Linked DNA regions of Homo sapiens: region 2 is linked to region 1. A link is a contact called in ENCODE Hi-C or POLR2A ChIA-PET data. All regions are on one chromosome and are shown on one strand. The core of a region is the stretch at or near the end of the contact, and the rest is flanking DNA. Distances in the headings are between cores, read along the strand shown. Region 1 overlaps MOXD1 (monooxygenase DBH like 1). Region 2 overlaps STX7 (syntaxin 7).

Region 1 (3,234 bases), core at 17-2,516:
GTGTTCATTTTCATCTTTGAATTTCATTTTCTGAACATACCAGAATTTTTTATTCATTTTTATTGGTTAGCTATTTCTGTGAACCAAACCAACCCAAAGTTCAACAACTTTAAATAAGCTTTAAATGAAGAAGCACATGTTATAGTTTACAAGTCAGCTTGGTGGTTCTTCTGTTTGTAGCTGGGCTACAAACAGGTATGTAACCAGCTTGGGTTGGGTATGCAGCTTTCTAATAGTGCCTGGGCTCTCTCTTCTTGTTGGGAGTCAGCTGGTTGTAAGCAGGTCTAGGAGGCCTCAGCTGAACAAGTGGGCTCTCCTTTATAGTATCTTGTTCTCTAGAAGTCTAGACTGGGCTTGTTCAAATGGTGATGGCACAGTTCCAAAAGAGAGAGTAGAAACTGTAAGGCCACTTGAGGCTTGGTTTGGGATTAGCACGCCATTGCTCCTGCCATAAGAAGCAGGCCCAGCCTACATACCGGAGAATGGTGATAGACTCCAACCCCTGAAGGTCTAGTTTGTGGGAGAACTTTCTGACCTTACCTGGAGTTGAGTCAATTTAGAGAGCTGAGCAAAATACAGGGATAGAGGAAGCAGTGGGAAAGGACCTGGGAGCTCACTGGGTCCCTAAGCATGCCATCCCTGCTTGGTACCACAGGGATCTTTTGGGAGGGTGACCAGAGGCACAGGGTAAAATGCCACAGGGAGAAGGAAGTCCCCAGCTGAACTTTGTAACAATTTGAATCCAGCAAGAAGCCTCCTGGCCAGAACCTGGGGAAGGGCACGAATCTGGTGTGCAGACTCCACGGGTGAGGGAAGAACCAAATCCTTTTTCTTCTGCACCTGGGAAGTGGCTAGTCTGGGGCAAGTTCTCAAGCCGTGCTCATCTACTGCCTGGAAACAGGATGTTGGGGGAGGGGCATGATGGGAGGGAGACCAGCCCTTCAGATTGTGTGGGAGCTGAGTGAGGCCTGTGACTGTTGGTTTTCCCCTACTTCCCTGGCAACCTGCATGACTCAGCAGAAGCAGCCATGATCCTCCTAGGTAGATGACTCCATTGACCTGGGAACCTCACCCCCATTCCCCACAGCAGCTGCAGCAAGACCCTTCCAAGGAGAGTCTGAGCTCAGACACACCTAGCCCTGCCCCCACCTGATGGGCCTTCCCTACCCACCCTGGTAGCTGAAGACAAACGCTATATACTCTTGGGAGTTCTAGGGCCCCGCCCACCACCACTTCCTCTTCGTACCACCACAGCTGATGCTCTCTGGAAAGTGCCACCTCCTGGCAGGACGCCAACCAGCACAAAAATAGAACTTTAAATCACCAAAGGTAAGAACCCTCACAGAGCCCATTTCATCTCCCTGCCACCTCCACTGGAACAGGTGCTGGTATCAATGGCTGAGAGGCCCATAGACAGTTCACATCACAGGGCTCTGTGCAGACAAACCCCAGTACCAGCCTGGAGCCTGGTAGACTTGCTGGGTGGCTACACCCAGAAGAGATATAACAATCACTGCAGCTTATCTCACAGGAAGCCACATCCATAGAAAAAAGGGGAGAGTACTATATTAAGGGAACATCCCCTGGGACAAAATAATCTGAACAGTAGCCTTCACCCGTAGACTTTTCCTCTGACAGAGCCTACCCAAATGAGAAGGAACCAGAAAACCAACTCTGGTGATATGACAAAACAAGGCTCTTTAACACCCCCAAAAAATCACACTAGCTCACCAGCAATCGATCCAAACCAAGAAGAAATCCCTGATTAACCTGAAGAAGAATTCAGGAGGTTACTTATTAAGCTAATCAGGGAGACACCAGCGAAAGGCAAGAAAATCCAAAAAACAATACAAGAAGTGAAGGAAGAAATATTTAAGGAAATAGATTGTTAAAGAACAAACAATCAAAACTTCAGGAAACCTTGGACACTCTTATAGAAATGCAAAATGTTCTGGAAAGTCTCAGCAATAGAATTGAACAAGTAGAAGAAAGAAATTCGGAGCTCAAAGACAAGGTCTTCAAATTAACCCAATCCAACAAAGACAAAGAAAAAATAAGAAAATATAAACAAGGCCTCCAAGAAGTCTGGAATTATGGTAAATGACCAAACCTAAGAATAAGGAAGAGGTATTCCTGAGGAAGAAAAGGAATCTAAAAGTTTGGAAACATATTTGGGGAGATAATCAAGGAAAATTTCCTTGGCCTAGCTAGAGACCTCGACATCCAAATACAAGAAGCACAAAGAAGATCTGGGAAATTCATCACAGAAAGATAATCACCTAGGCACATCATCATCAGGTTATGATGAAGTTAAGATGAAGGAAAGAAGTGTAAGACCTACGAGACAAAAGCACCAGTTAACTTATAAAGGAAAACCTATGAGATTAACAGCAGATTTCTCAGCAGAAACCCTACAAGCGAGAAGGAATTGAGGCTTTATCTTCAGAATCCTCAAACAAAACAATTATCAGCCAAGAATTTTGTATCCAGTGAAACTGAGCATCATATATGAAGGAAAGATATAGTCTTTTTTAGACAAACAAATGCTGAGAGAATTCGCCACTATTAAGGAAGCACCACAAGAGCTGCTATAAGGAGCTCTAAATCTTGAAACAAATCCAGAAACACATCAAAACAGAACCTCTTGAAAGCATAAATCACATAGGACCTATAAAACAAAAATACAATTTAAAAAGCAAAAACAAAAAACAAAAAATCCAAGGTACACAGGCAACAAATAGCACAATGAATGCAATGATACCTTACATCTCAATACTACATTGAATGTAAATCGCCTAAGTGCTCCACTTAAAAGATATAGAACTGCAGAATGGATAAGAACTTACCAATCAACTATCTGCTGCCTTCAGGAGACTCACCTAACACGTAAGGACTCACATAAACTTAAAGTAAAGGGGTGGAGAAAGGCATTTCATGCAAATGGACGTCAAAAGCAAGCAGGGGTAGCTATTCTTACATCAGACAAAACAGACTTTAAAGCAACAAGCAACAGCAGTTAAAAGAGAAAAAGAGGGATATTAAATAATGTTAAAAGGCCTTGTCCAGCAGGAAAATATCACAATCCTAAACATACATGCACGTAACATTGGAGCTCTCAAAATTGTAAAACAGTTACTAATAGAACTAAGAATTGAGATAGACAGCAACACAATAATAATGAGGGACTTCAATACTCCACTGACAGCACTAGACAGGTCATCAAGACAAAGTCAA
Region 2 (2,981 bases), core at 320-2,819, 100 kb before region 1:
TGAACTTTTCTGTAGGTCAGTTTTAGAACTGCTGTGAAAAGTGAAGGTTGCCCTGTGGAGATTAAAATTAGAGTTGTTTTCATAACTGACAGCATGGTGAATCCATTTGAGTCAAAGTGAAGAATTTCCTCATCAAGTGACTATACATTTGTTTTTGTGTGCTCAAAAGAAATACTCAAACACAGACTGATATTAACCAGCCAGGTAAATTGAACGACAATGTGGCATTAGGTATTTGGCTGTTTATTGGTCGTTAAATACTATGGTTTTGCAATATGATTGATGGTAAAAGAGTGATGTCATATTGATACTAGAGTAGCTTGTTTTTTTAGTAGGTGTGGGACCATCTCTTTTACAAGTGCAACTCAGTCTAGGACAGCCATGGATGCAGTGTCTGGAGTTGGACCCTCTGAGCCCGCTGGCTGCCCCAGTAGCATCTGCATTGGTGACCAAGGACACTGCACTTTGAAGAGGTCGCCACTGGGTTATTTAGTGTCTTCACTGCTTTTGTTAAAAATTGTAAAATTTTGTACACAAAAAGTTGTGTTTTTGAATATCAATTGTTTAGACACACCTACAATGATAAATAAGTGCCTTTAAAGGCCCCTCTTTCCATGAAATACATCTGTGGTTTAGCAAGGAAAGTACAAAATAGTTTATGTAGTTGGTATAATTTTTATTTGTGTCTTCATGTAGAAAAAATGAATGTCATAATAAAATATAAAACTTACGTAAAGAAAATAAAGTCATTGTCCACCTTAATAGCTAAGGTCCACAAGGGTAACTTATGCAGCATTTATTTTTTTTGAAAGTCAAAATTGAATTTATTTCTTTCACATGGCTGGTTTGCTGCAATATGAAGTTTCAGAATGGGCTGAAGTAAGTTGATTGAGGGATTTGAGTTGAATGACATTTTCAAGTTCATTTAAATATGATAAAAATTCATTGGTGGTAAATAACATCTGTCTTTCCTGGAAAAAAAAAAGTTGTGTATTTTCATGATTCAGTTAAAACAAAAAATGAGCCTGTGAATCCCAGGCCTTTTTAGTCCTCCATAACATTTGAACAGTTTGACTTGTCAGCAAAGAAATACACTTATCAAATTTTAAACCAATGGGAGCCTGAAAGTGTTACAGTGTACTGCTTCTTTGACAAAATTCTGTTTAACAACTACCCTAACATAATTTATAAATCAATTAAGATAAAACCATTTTTTTCTGAGTATTTAGGAATTTGTGTCCTCAAAATACTGTGACATGAAAGATAGGAAAGAAATTACCTGGTTGCCAGACATGCACGATTATCTTTCCTCATTTCAGCTGGATTTTCCAAAGTCAGTAGATTGGATAAAGCAGCATCTCATTCACTGAGGTCACAAGATAGGTAGGAAACTTCTTTAATGTGAATTTTGCATATTTTAACAATTCAGTTAGAAAAACAGAAACCACTTGATGGATTATAAGTGTAAAGTGTTTTAACATAGGGAATTAGACATCAAAAGGGTGGGTGAGGAAGGTGTCTGCGGCCCCAAAGTGGGTGGATCTCAGGAGCTGGCCCAGGCACTGCTGTGACTCTTGAGAACATCCAGAAGGCTGTGCTGTTGGCGTGCAGCACTGACAGTGTGTCTCAGGGAGCTGTCCCCAGCTGTCAGCTGTTAATAGCTCCAAAGCCAGTGCCTTGCAAGAGATTTTGAAACTGCTGTGAAACTCATGTCCTCTGCCCGCCTACACTTCTGTCTGCAGTGGCCTCTGAGGAAAGATGGTCTCTCCTTTTCTCATGGTCAACTCTCAACTTAGAACCAGAGACAGAAGGAGTTTGTGGGAAGTGTGGTTTCTGGTCTACCTGCACTGCAGAGGACATTCTAGAAAGAGAAGTGAGTTGACAGTCTAGCATAATTGTGAAACAAACACTGAGATGTACAGTTCAAACCACGTGAAGTGGAAGCCTCAGAATTTTCCTCACTTTCATTAAAGATTCTTTGATGGAAAAATTTAGAAGCATTGGCTCTAGATGGTAAGCAAGTCATTTTTTTCCAACCAAAATAAAAAATACATATACTAAGCTTCTGGGGCCCCAGGACTTAACACAGTTTCCTTCCTTCCTTCCCTTCTTCCTTCCCTCCCGTAGTAGTTGCTTAATAAATACTTAATTTGGCACTTATTTGGGGCCGGCTTTTTGCCAGGCTACTACATGCCTGGGCATAGTGTTCTAAGAGTGAACCAAAAGAATAAGCTTCCTGCCCTCAGGGAGTTTATGTTTTGTTATTTGGCATATAAAAAGAACTTGGTGTGTTAAAAGAAGGGAAATAGCTGTGTGAAAGGAATGAGGCAAGGAAGAAAGGGAATGTCTAAATATAAATCTCCGTTTGGACCAGCCTCCTGTTTATCCAGTTTTCCTTACTAAGTAACTGAATTTCATTTTCTTTTCTTAATTGACAGACTACCAGAAAATTGCTAGTTTTCTAAAGAGAAACTACTGATTTGAGTGATGATCTGTGTGTAATGGCTCCAAAAAGGAGCCGTTCTCTTGGTGGCAGCAGTTGGATTCAGAGCTTGGGCATCCTGATCATCAGGACAGACATTTACAGGATATGTATAGAATTACTGCCCCAAATAGAGGGCAAAGCACTAGACAGAAGGGTGAGATCCAAGGGGAATTTGGAATCTATATTTCATCAGAATGCACTCAAAGCAAAAACAGTAAGTATGCTCCATATAAAGAAATGTTTCTTAAAATGTTTTTAATTTAACCCTACCCATCCCTTGGCAAATCTTTTTCTTTTAAATCAAATAGGAATAAAGAAGAAAATCTTCCTATTGGCCCATTTTCTCATTATTCAAATACCATATCAATACACCAATTTTAATTCTTTGTTTTTGTAATCATTTGGTTAACATGAATATTATGTAATATTTTTCTCCAAATAATCCTAATTTTAAATGCAGAAATAGAGCTAAATAACACACTAAATAGGTTTTTGT

Evidence for each region. A loop is a pair of places that touch in the nucleus more often than their neighbours do. ChIA-PET counts read pairs that join two places held with the same protein, here RNA polymerase II (POLR2A). Pooled maps may share reads with other maps.
Region 2: a pooled map shows a loop between it and region 1 (2.3-fold over the local background). The contact joins two enhancer-like sites. A Hi-C loop is called at or near these places in 1 of 168 maps with a recorded cell type or tissue (GM12878), 24 of 37 single-sample maps with no recorded cell type and 12 of 50 pooled maps. POLR2A ChIA-PET finds 5 or more read pairs at or near these places in 4 of 52 experiments (GM12878, MCF 10A, OCI-LY7 and 1 more).

Annotation. Positions count from the first base shown.
Region 1 is chr6:132,352,688-132,355,921 of GRCh38, reverse strand. The region is part of intron 4 of MOXD1 (monooxygenase DBH like 1); the gene reads left to right. Among named protein-coding and RNA genes, the nearest start is that of MOXD1, 47 kb to the left of the region's middle. RefSeq lists an enhancer at 352-1,551. Within about 2 kb of position 1,266, at least 3 of the 41 ENCODE cell types and tissues checked have a DNase peak (open chromatin) inside an H3K27ac peak, as active enhancers do.
Region 2 is chr6:132,455,679-132,458,659 of GRCh38, reverse strand. It overlaps STX7 (syntaxin 7), which reads left to right. Exons shown (of 10, transcript NM_003569.3): 10 at 1-2,981. Among named protein-coding and RNA genes, the nearest start is that of MOXD1, 56 kb to the right of the region's middle. Within about 2 kb of position 1,569, at least 2 of the 41 ENCODE cell types and tissues checked have a DNase peak (open chromatin) inside an H3K27ac peak, as active enhancers do.